Regions from separate parts of the Homo sapiens genome. Here regions 1 and 2 are each linked to region 3. A link is a contact called in ENCODE Hi-C or POLR2A ChIA-PET data. All regions are on one chromosome and are shown on one strand. The core of a region is the stretch at or near the end of the contact, and the rest is flanking DNA. Distances in the headings are between cores, read along the strand shown. Region 1 has its middle 23 kb from the start of BATF. Region 2 holds the start of ERG28 (ergosterol biosynthesis 28 homolog). Region 3 holds the start of LINC01629 (long intergenic non-protein coding RNA 1629).

Region 1 (2,899 bases), core at 99-2,598, 1.5 Mb before region 3:
TCCTGGTGCATCAGAGAACGTTTCCCACTGGGGATGGCAACTGAGTGCAGGCCTAAGGAACAACTAGGAGTTGGCTAGGCCAAAGGGGTAGGAGAAAACCCAGAGGAAGCAGCAAGAATAGAAGAGTACTTTGGGAGGCCGAGGTGGGCGGACCACGAGGTTGGGAGATCGAGACCATCCTGGTTAACACAGTGAAACCCCGTCTATACTAAAAACACAAAAAATTAGCCGGGCGTGGTAGCAGGTGCCTGTAGTCCCAGCTACTCAGGAGGCTGAGGCAGGAGAATAGAGTGAACCCGGGAGGTGGAGCTTGCAGTGAGCCAAGTTCGCGCCACTGCACTCCAGCCTCGGTGACAGAGCGAGACTCCACCTCAAAAAAAAAAAAAAAAAAAAAAAAAAAGAGTAGACGAGCAGAGCTGAGAAAGACAATGGTGGGGGTCCTGGACCAGTGGCCAGAGCAGCGAAGAGTGGAACGTCTCCAGCTTCTGGCTGGAAAGCTTACCAGAAAGAAGAGGGACCACATGAGGGAGTGGGGGCTTTGTCCTGCAGAGCTGCCATCTCCAATCCTCCTGGATTATCCATTCCATCTGTTAAATTAAAAGAATTTTTTTAATTTATAAATTTCATTAGAAATTATTTTGCACAGGGACCCATGGCCTGGGACACACTGCCTTAGCCCACCCCACCCCCTGTTAAATTTTTTAGCATGCAAAAATATTTGTACATGTCTGTATATAATATAAATACAGGGCTGGCTGCAGTGGCTCACACCTGTTATCCCAGCACTTTGGGAGGCTGAGGCAGGCAGATCACTTGAGGTCAGGAGTTCAAGACCAGCCTGGCCAACATAGTGAAACCCCATCTCTACTAAAAATACAAAAATTAGCTGGGCATGGTGGTGCGCATCGGTAATCCCAGCTACTCGGGAAGCTGAGGCAGGAGAATCGCTTGTACCCAGGAGGCAGAGGTTGCAGTAAGCCGAGATGGCACTGCTGCACTCCAGCCTGGACAACAGAGTGAGACTCCATCTCAAAAAAAAAAACAAACCATATGTATAATTGCTTACAAGACAGTATACAAATATTTATTTACAAAATAGATGTTTGCTCTTATACTAATTATTAAATATGATCATAGCTTAATTTCTTTCTTATTACTTTTGGATAAAAATAAGTAGACATAGAAATTCTGAAATAGGCTCTACAACCCACTGTACATACAAGAGAACTGCTCTATAAATGAGGTTGGGAGCCCCCAGAGAGTTTGAGGACCATCCCTTTCCTCAGAATCAGCGAGATGTGTAACTGTGGCTTGGGTTGTCAAAGCCACTGCTGGTTGCCTCTGTGCTGGGTGATTCAGAGCAAGAAACCTCAGTAGCAGGCCCAGACTCTGTTGCCTTAGACTAAACATCTAGAAGCCCCTGGGCCTGGTGACCCGCAGTCTGAATTTCTGGATGTGCACACCACCATGACCGTGTGCTTTTCTTTTTTTTTTTTTAAGTCAACTGGAACCTGGACTTTATGGTTTCAGGGCTGTCAACAGAAAATGTAGAATTCACGTAGCTGCGGTCTTGCTGTGAAATTTTTGGGTAGAGTGAGCTGAACTTTCTGCCTGGACCATCTGTCCTGAACACCATACACAGCAGAAAATGGTCGAGCTTTGTCTGGGTCCAGGACATCCAGGCCAGCAAATGGCGGAGACATCATGCTGAGTAGGGGATACGGAGTTTTCCAACCACATCACAGGAACTTTCCCGGGGCTCAGGGCTCAGCTCTCAGTGTCATTAAGGTAGTTAGAGAATTGACTCTGACGTTGTTCTCTTTGTCTCTGGCTTGAGAGTAGGGACTGTTGGAAGCACTGGGACCTTATTTTGCCCTTGGGGCTGAGCTCTTCACAAAGGAGATGCCTAATGAGGCTTGAAGATGGCGTCTCCCTGAGCTTTTTCAGAGGAATCCAGGAGCAGCGGTGACAACTAAAAGGTAGCGGCAGTGACACCAACACAGCAGACATTTAAGGAGCGGTGACCACGTGCTCAGGCCTAAGCGCTTTCTAGTCATCATCTCATTGAACTCTCCCAACAAAGCGTGTGGCTACTTTTATTATTCCCACTCCACAGATGACGCCTGAGCCTGGGAGAGGCTTTCTCAGAGTCCCACAGCCATTTGTAGAGCTGGGGTTGCCAGGAGTCCCGGGCCCCAGGCTCCAGTCGCTCTTCCCACCATAGGAGCTGGCAGGACTGGGCTTTGGAACCTCACCTCCTACCAGCGTGTTTTTGGAAGTGGCTATTCTTTTAGGTTCTGCTAACCAAGCCAGGACTAAACCAAAAGGAGAACTCACAAAAGGGTAGCCTTAGGATGTTCACTCAAAACTGCAGGGCATACAATGGTAAATAAGTAAATAGGTTTAAATGGTTTTTAAATTTTAATTAAAAAAAAATAAGGCTGGGCATGGTGGCTCACACCTGTAATCCCAGCACTTTGGGAGCCCGAGGTGGGCAGATCACTTGAGGTCAGGAGTTTGAGACCAGCCTGGCTGACATGGTGAAACCCTATCTCTACTAAAAATACAAAAATTGGCCAGGCATGGTGGTGCGCATCTGTAATCCCAGCTACTCAGGAGGCTGAGGCAGAAGAATCGCTTGAACCTGGGAGACAGAGGCCGTAGTGAGCTGTGATCATGCCACTGCACTCCAGCCTGGGTGACAGAGCAAGACTTCGTCTCAAAAAAAAAAAAATTAAAATTAAAAACAAAACTGTAGAGTATTATCTAAGCCTGGTCATCTTATGCTTTCCGGGCAACACTTTCGGATCAGGAATAAGATGTGAGAGTCCAGATTGAATCAGTTTATCTGTTGGAAGGAGATAAAAGGAGAAAGTTTTTCCAAGCAGCTCCTAAGGGG
Region 2 (3,375 bases), core at 662-3,161, 1.3 Mb before region 3:
AGCGAAGGAAACAGCAATCTTGGTGTTGGGTTGCAAGAAAATAATAGGTTTCAGTCATTGAGCACTTACACCGTGAACTGTGCCAAGCACCTAACATATATTACCATTTAATCTTTACAATGAGGTAAGCAGGCACTATTAATATTTCCATCTTACAGATGAGGGTTGGAACAGAGAGGTTAAACAAGTTTCTTAAGGTCACACAGCAAAGTTGGCAGAGCTGAGATAAGAATCATGGTCTGCTGGACTGCTGCAGTGCTACCTCATTGTTTGAGACTATTTTAATGAAGTTCCCATTTTTTGAGAAAGAAAAGCATACCATATCCACTTTTGTCTTCAAGTTGTATGGAAAATACAATTAGATTACATACTTTTTGTTTTTTAATTTATTATTTATTTATTTATTTTTTTGAGACAGGGTCTTGCTCTGTCACACAGGCTGGAATGCAGTGGCATAGTCATGGCTCATTGCAGCCTTGAAATCAAAGGCTTAAGTGATCCTCCTACCTCAACCTCTCCACTTGGGCTCAACTGATCCACTCACCTTGGCCTCGCCTCCCAAATGCTGGGATTACAGGTGTGAGCTACAGCACCCAGCCTTTTTTTTTTTTTTTTTAAGGCTTAGTTCAACTCTTGTTGAGTAGTAATTTCAGTTAGTCTGATTTAAATAAAACCAAAATAGATAAATAATCTAATAATGGAATGACTTTTTCCCATCCTCATTATTATTTTCTTGGTCCACGGTTTATCTGTTGTCAGGTTAACCTCTTGGGCCTGAAGTGGTAATAAACTAACAGGCTTTCTTTGTCACTTTGGCAATACAAGTTTCGGTATTGTTCTCTGCTACCCAGTGGGACAGATATTAAAGTCAGCAATGGCCCAAGACAGTGTGAAACACCGCCGCCCCCCCCCGCCAACTCCCCGCCCCAAACAAGCAATAAAGAGATCTAGAGAAGGAAGGGTGAATTGATGAGCCCTTCAGGGAGAGCTGGATCACAAAGGTGGTCTCTGTCGAAGATCAGAGAGACTGAGGGTCTACTGGACATCACAGGCCATTATCATTTGGGCCAAGATCCACCCATCCTCTTTATTTTCTCACTCTCTCTCAAGAGGAGACTCCTCCGGGGTTTAGAAAAGCTGCATGGATGCACCTCTCCACTTTTCTGCACAAGTATGCCTTCCATTTCACAGAAGTGTTATCTGTTAGAAATCCCAACAGATAGCTGATGAGGACAGAGCCTGAGCACTTCTGAATTGCTCTGCCAATTTCTCAACCTAATTTCCCTAAAGCTTAAGGGCCTCTTAGAGTGTATACAACATCTATTTCCAAATTTTGTCCTGGCCCTGGCCCAGCCCAGCCAAGCCCAGCCCAGCATAGGTGTGCTGTTAAAACTTAATCAGGAGAAAGGGATTCTTATCCTGGCCCTACCACTTAGTAGCTGTGTGACCCTGGGTAAGTCATTTACACTTTTCAGTCTCGGTTTCCTCATCTGCAAAATGGAGATAGAAATATCAACCCGAAGGGCTATTGTAAGAATTATATGACAAAAAGTGAAGGCTCTTTGTACAGTGCTAGGCTCATAGTGGCTGCTCATTCGCTCATCCATTCCTTCGTTCCTTGAATTCACCAAGCCTTCTCCATCTTCCTAGCTCCCCCTTGTCATCGCCTCTCGAAACCTTTTCCCCCCAAAAGGTTGCCTTCCAGTTATCTTCCTTCCATCCCACCTCCATTTTTCCAGACTCTCCGGATCCTCTCAATCAGAAGCAACACAGACACCTACATCCCTCTTCTCCCCCATATTCTCCTTACCTGGCGACCGGGCCCCCAGCACAGCAGTGGCAGCAGCAGCCGCTGCCGCAAACAAGCTCCCCCAGGACAGCTCCAGCCCGGAGTCCACCTGAGCCATTTGTCCCCGCCCCCTCCCTCAGCCCTGCTCCAGGATTGGGCCGTTTCCGTCAGTACTCTCTCTGATTGGCTGTCCCGGTTTCGCCCGAGCAGGAGATGGGGAGTGAACCCCTTTACTGCCAATCAGCGGTTGCCGCTGCCTAAGCCTCTCCCCAGGTACGCCGCTCACGCCGTAAGCCCTCCTGTTGGACCTAGCGGAACTCCGGGTTTGGAGTCAACCTCTTAGGGGCGGAGAAAAAAACAGCGGAAAAAAAAAAAAAAAAGAAGACTCCCTTCAGCTGAGGGCAGGGCTCTGCGCCCGCGCTGCGCGGCGGTGACGACATTCGCCCGCGTCCGCAGCTGAGCGTTATGAGCGCCTGCGCAGTGGCTCCGAGCGGGCGGTTGCTTGTTGGTTGTTGTAGTAACCGGGGAAGCAGCCGTCGGCGGCTGCCCTGAGCCTTCCTGGGGAAGGAGGAGGGAGGTAGGCGCAGAGCGCGGTCCACGCCTGCTCGCCCCGAACCATGGGAAGATGAGACAGGTAAACGCCTGCGCCCGCGCGCTTCCCTACCCTAGGGAGGAGCATTCCCGGGTCCGGGCTGGCGCCTGCAGCAGGACTTCCCGCTCAGAGCCCGGGAGTAGCTGTTGGCTTCCGGGCGCGCCGCGTTGAATCGCGGCTGCGGGGTCGTCCCGTCCTTCCCGGGGGGAGCATCTGCGGACCTACGTGGGATTGGGGTGAGCTGGGGGTGGGGCTGAGAAGCAGATTCCTTTCGGGAGAGGAGTCTCCTTAGGTGAGTATCTCTACTCTTCTTCCGATAGACCTGTTTCTCCCCGCTCTGCAGGCAGCCTAGGAGAGGTTGGCATCCCTTCCCGTTTGGAGGTTTTGTTTGTTTAAACTTAAAGGGCTTCCCAGCATTTTGGGAAAGATCAAGAAATCCCGTTGAGAATCCCCTGAAGAAAGCCATTGAAGTTGTTAGACATTGCCTATTGCGCCGAAGATCTTTGATCATTATCGGGGTCTGTTTTTTTTTTGTCTTATTTACAGTCTCATCGTATTTATGAATGCATGGAAAAGTTAAGAAGGATTGACAGCAAGTAATTATCGCTGAGTAATTTGGGATTATGGTCATTTAAACATGTTTCTTTTATTTGTAGTTCCTATTTCTTCTTCTGACACACACAACGAACATGTACTTTTTTACTTTAGAAAAAATATTTTAAGTTAGAAATGCAGTGTTGGAAATTTCCTAATTTCATCGTCTATTTGAGAGTCGTACCAAACTTTGTGATTTTTAGGAAGAATAATTTTTAAGAGTGGAAGGGCATTCCTCCCCTCCCCCACCTATTTATATGGACCTTTGATTCAAGAGAATATATTCATCTTTCGGTTCATTGTTGAATTTATTTTACTGGAAACATGATGGCATCTTGTCAGCGTGCTTGTCATAGAGTCTAAATAAATGTTGGCAGGGGTTTTTTGTTGTTTTTTTTTT
Region 3 (3,300 bases), core at 611-3,110:
CCAGACCACACACTGCCTGACACCCGCAGGCAGAGTGAGGGCCCAGGGGGGAGGAGCACAACTCCATGCCAGCCCCTACCTCCAGAGCAGCCCTCATGCTGTGTCCCTGGGTGAACAACTTTTTTTTTTTTTTTTTAAGACAGGGTCTCTCTCAGCCACATAGGCTCGACTACAGTGGCGCGATCATAGCTCACTGCAGCTTCGACTTCGCGGGCTCAAAAGATTCTCCCCCTTCAGCCTCCTGAGTAACTGGGACTACAGGTGCATGCCACCATGCCCAGCTAATTTTTAATTTTTTTTTGAAGGGACAGGGTCTTGCTATGTTGCCCAGGCTGGTCTTGAACTCCTGGGCTCAAGTGATCCTCCTGCGTCTGCCTACTGAAGTCCTGGAATTATAGGCATAAGCCACTTTGTCCAGCCGCTGGGAGAATATGCACATCCATTCGTTTTACCTCTTTAGCAATCTTGTGAAGGAGATTCTTAGCATCCCCATTTTGCAGCTGAGAAAAACTGAGACTGGGAGGTTAAGTCCCAAGGTCACAGGACCGACAGGTGGCTGAGAGAACCCTGGCATTCCAGCTGCCAGTCAGGCACTCCCTGGTTGTCTACACTAGCTGCCGTCTTCCTGGGCACACACAGAGGAATCAGCACACACCCGGTACACCCTCCCATGAGCAGAACTCCTACACACTGGCTGGTACCATACCCTCCCTAACACCAGCACCCGTAGCAAATTCTTTCCAGGGCCAGCCAAGCCCTACTCCCCTTTGTTAAAGGCAGCTTTCCTCAGAAGGGTGAGCATTTGTTGTCTCAGGGCCTGCAGTGTGGATTCTACCTTCTTTTTACTGTGTTCAGCAGGAGCGAGGCAAACCAGCTTGGGATAGAAACACAGGCGTTTCCTCCACTGTCAGGGTTTTCCTGGGGCAGGCATCTGAGTTACTGCCTGGACCCGGTAGCCCCTAGCAACAGGGCACCACTCTCACCTGGGCCATTTATGATGACTTTGGGAGGTGGAGCCAATTAGGGGGCAAAGCAGGGATCCCCACAGGTGGGAGTGGCAAAAGAGTGGAGGCTTGAAGTCCAGGAAACCCCAGTGTATGCCTCTGCTGCTAAGGAGCCGTGTGGCCTTGGGCAAATCACTATCCCCTTCTGAGCCTGGGGCTCCACATCTACATAGTAAGGGAAGTGGCACTCATGTTCCTTCCAGTTCACACACAGTCCCACATGCTACTAGACCTAGGTTAAGGCAAGGTCTGTGCTATCAGGTACTACCATAGACACAGAAACCGGGGGAGACTCTGCCACCATTATACCCACCCACCCCAACCCTCAAGTTCCCAGCTCTTCCTGGGAAAACCGACAGACAACAGGCCCATGTAGGCAGAAGAAATCAACATGAGGGGTCTCAGTGCCTAGAGAATAGACTTAGAATGAGCCCAAAGTGGAAGGGAGAACCAAAGAGTTTCCCTCACTGCCACATTTGGCACTCCTGCTCCAGGGAATCCAGCACTGAGCTAGAGACAGGATGCTGGGTTCGCCATTCAGGATTCGTAGGTGAGGCCACAGCCATTTCTGCTTTCGGGGCCTGTAACTGGTGGAGAGAAACGGGTGATAGCATCTGTGGCCTTCCTGATTCATAGGTTTATCCCAGCATGAGGCGTGGCTGCTGCAAAGCAGACATGTCCATTTCTGTCCAGACACAGTTGGGGCGGGCAGTGGGTGGCTGCAGCCTGTCCTTACATGGGGCTAAAGGGGCCCAGCCACTTAGTGACTCACCCACTTGCCCAGCCAGCTGAAACCCTGGCCTCACCCTTCCCTTCTGCTACCTACAAAAGCCCCCTGACATAGCACTCTTGTCATACTGAGACTAAGGTAGAAAAAGACACTTCCAAAGGGTGTCAATGACAAGAGAGAAATAGACATAGAGTGGTCACTTCATTTACCAACCCTGGAACCGCAGACCTCTGGGCTTCCTGGTATGTGATTTCAGTTTTACCCCTCACTGTTTAAATTGCTTGAGTTATGTATTTTGTTATTGATTTATTTATTTATTTATTTATTTATTTTGAGACAGCGTCTCTCTCTGTCGCCCAGGCTGGAGTGCAGTGGTGCGATCTCGGCTCACTGCAACCTCCGCCTCGCGGGTTCAAGCGATTCTCCTGCCTCGGCCTCTCGAGTAGCTGGGATTACAGGCATGCACCACTACACCTGGCTAATTTTGTACTTTTAGTAGAGATGGGGTTTCGCCATGTTGGTCAGGCTGGTCTCAAACTCCTGACATCAGGTGATCCGCCTGCCTCGGCCTCCCAAAGTACTGGCATTACAGATGTGAGCCGCCTCACCCGGCTTGTATTTTGTTCTTGCAGACGAAAGCTGCCCACCAAATATGAACAGATAGGAACCTCGTGATCTTTTGGGGCTGTCATCCTTCTCTCAGTCTGCCAGTAACTGGGATCCTGGCATTTATCCTGGAGGTCCCTGAAGGTCCAAGAGGGAACAGAGGAAATCTGATTGGCACAGGTGTGGTGACGTGAAGCAGGTGGTGGCTTTTAGGACTGGAGGTCTGGTGTAGGGTGTATTAGTGAGGAGAACATGGAGGGAGGAACTCACCAGGAAAATTGCAGCCAATTTCCAGCGGTCAGGAATTGAAGATCCAGCAGAGTACGGAATCAGCTCCTCCAGAGTAGTGGGTTTTTCCAGTTGTAGGTTGAGATCCATTCGTGGGTCATGAAATCAAGTTAAGGGATCATAGTCATACACAGAATTTTTTTGTTTGTTTGTTTTTGAGACAGTCTCATTCTGTCCAGGCTAGAGTCTCTAGTCTCTGCCCAGGCTAGAGTGCAGTTTCACAGTCTTGGCTCACTGACCTCCACCTCCTGGGTTCAAGTGATTCTCCAGCCTCAGCCTCTCAAGTAGTTGGCGTTACAGGCACCTGCCACCACATCTGGCTAATTTTTTGTATTTTTAGTAGAGACGGGGTTTTGCCATGTTGGCCAGGCTGGTCTCGAACTCCTGGCCTCAAGTGATCCGCATGCCTTGGCCTCCCAGAGTGCTGGAATTACAGGCGTGAGCCACCACGCCCAGCCAGAATTTTTTTTAAAAAAAGGAAATAGAAGAGAATGTAAGAATAGAAGTGCAGGTTAAAAGGAACGTTTAATTTCATAAAGTTTTTGCCTCAGGGTAGTATGCTTGTCTGAGTAATGGGTTGAGATAGGAACGCATTTCTTAGTGCAGGTCTTGATTTCAAATGTTCGAAAGCCACTGCTCTGGAAAATAGAGGAGTGGAGACCAAAGTGTGCC

Evidence for each region. Hi-C counts contacts between places; a loop is a spot of excess contacts on that map. ChIA-PET counts read pairs that join two places held with the same protein, here RNA polymerase II (POLR2A). Pooled maps may share reads with other maps.
Region 1: a loop to region 3 is called in a pooled map, with 2.7 times the contacts of the local background. The contact joins the enhancer-like site here to the promoter of LINC01629 in region 3. A Hi-C loop is called at or near these places in 2 of 50 pooled maps. POLR2A ChIA-PET finds 5 or more read pairs at or near these places in 2 of 52 experiments (GM12878 and activated CD4-positive, alpha-beta T cell).
Region 2: a loop to region 3 is called in a map of CD8-positive, alpha-beta T cell, with 20 times the contacts of the local background. The contact joins the promoter of ERG28 here to the promoter of LINC01629 in region 3. A Hi-C loop is called at or near these places in 2 of 168 maps with a recorded cell type or tissue (CD8-positive, alpha-beta T cell and naive thymus-derived CD4-positive, alpha-beta T cell) and 8 of 50 pooled maps.

The regions. Positions count from the first base shown.
Region 1 is chr14:75,497,828-75,500,726 of GRCh38, forward strand. No RefSeq gene overlaps it. Among named protein-coding and RNA genes, the nearest start is that of BATF, 23 kb to the right of the region's middle. Within about 2 kb of position 1,349, at least 2 of the 41 ENCODE cell types and tissues checked have a DNase peak (open chromatin) inside an H3K27ac peak, as active enhancers do; they include GM12878, where a contact is called at or near this core.
Region 2 is chr14:75,658,965-75,662,339 of GRCh38, forward strand. It overlaps ERG28 (ergosterol biosynthesis 28 homolog), which reads right to left and starts at 1,912. Exons shown (of 5, transcript NM_007176.4): 1 at 1,811-1,912. TTLL5 (tubulin tyrosine ligase like 5) reads left to right here and starts at 2,282. Exons shown (of 32, transcript NM_015072.5): 1 at 2,282-2,423. RefSeq lists a silencer at 1,974-2,023 and an enhancer at 2,134-2,353.
Region 3 is chr14:76,957,778-76,961,077 of GRCh38, forward strand. LINC01629 (long intergenic non-protein coding RNA 1629) reads left to right here and starts at 1,861. Exons shown (of 3, transcript NR_133913.1): 1 at 1,861-1,976. RefSeq lists enhancers at 1,462-1,641, 1,682-1,751, 2,834-3,300.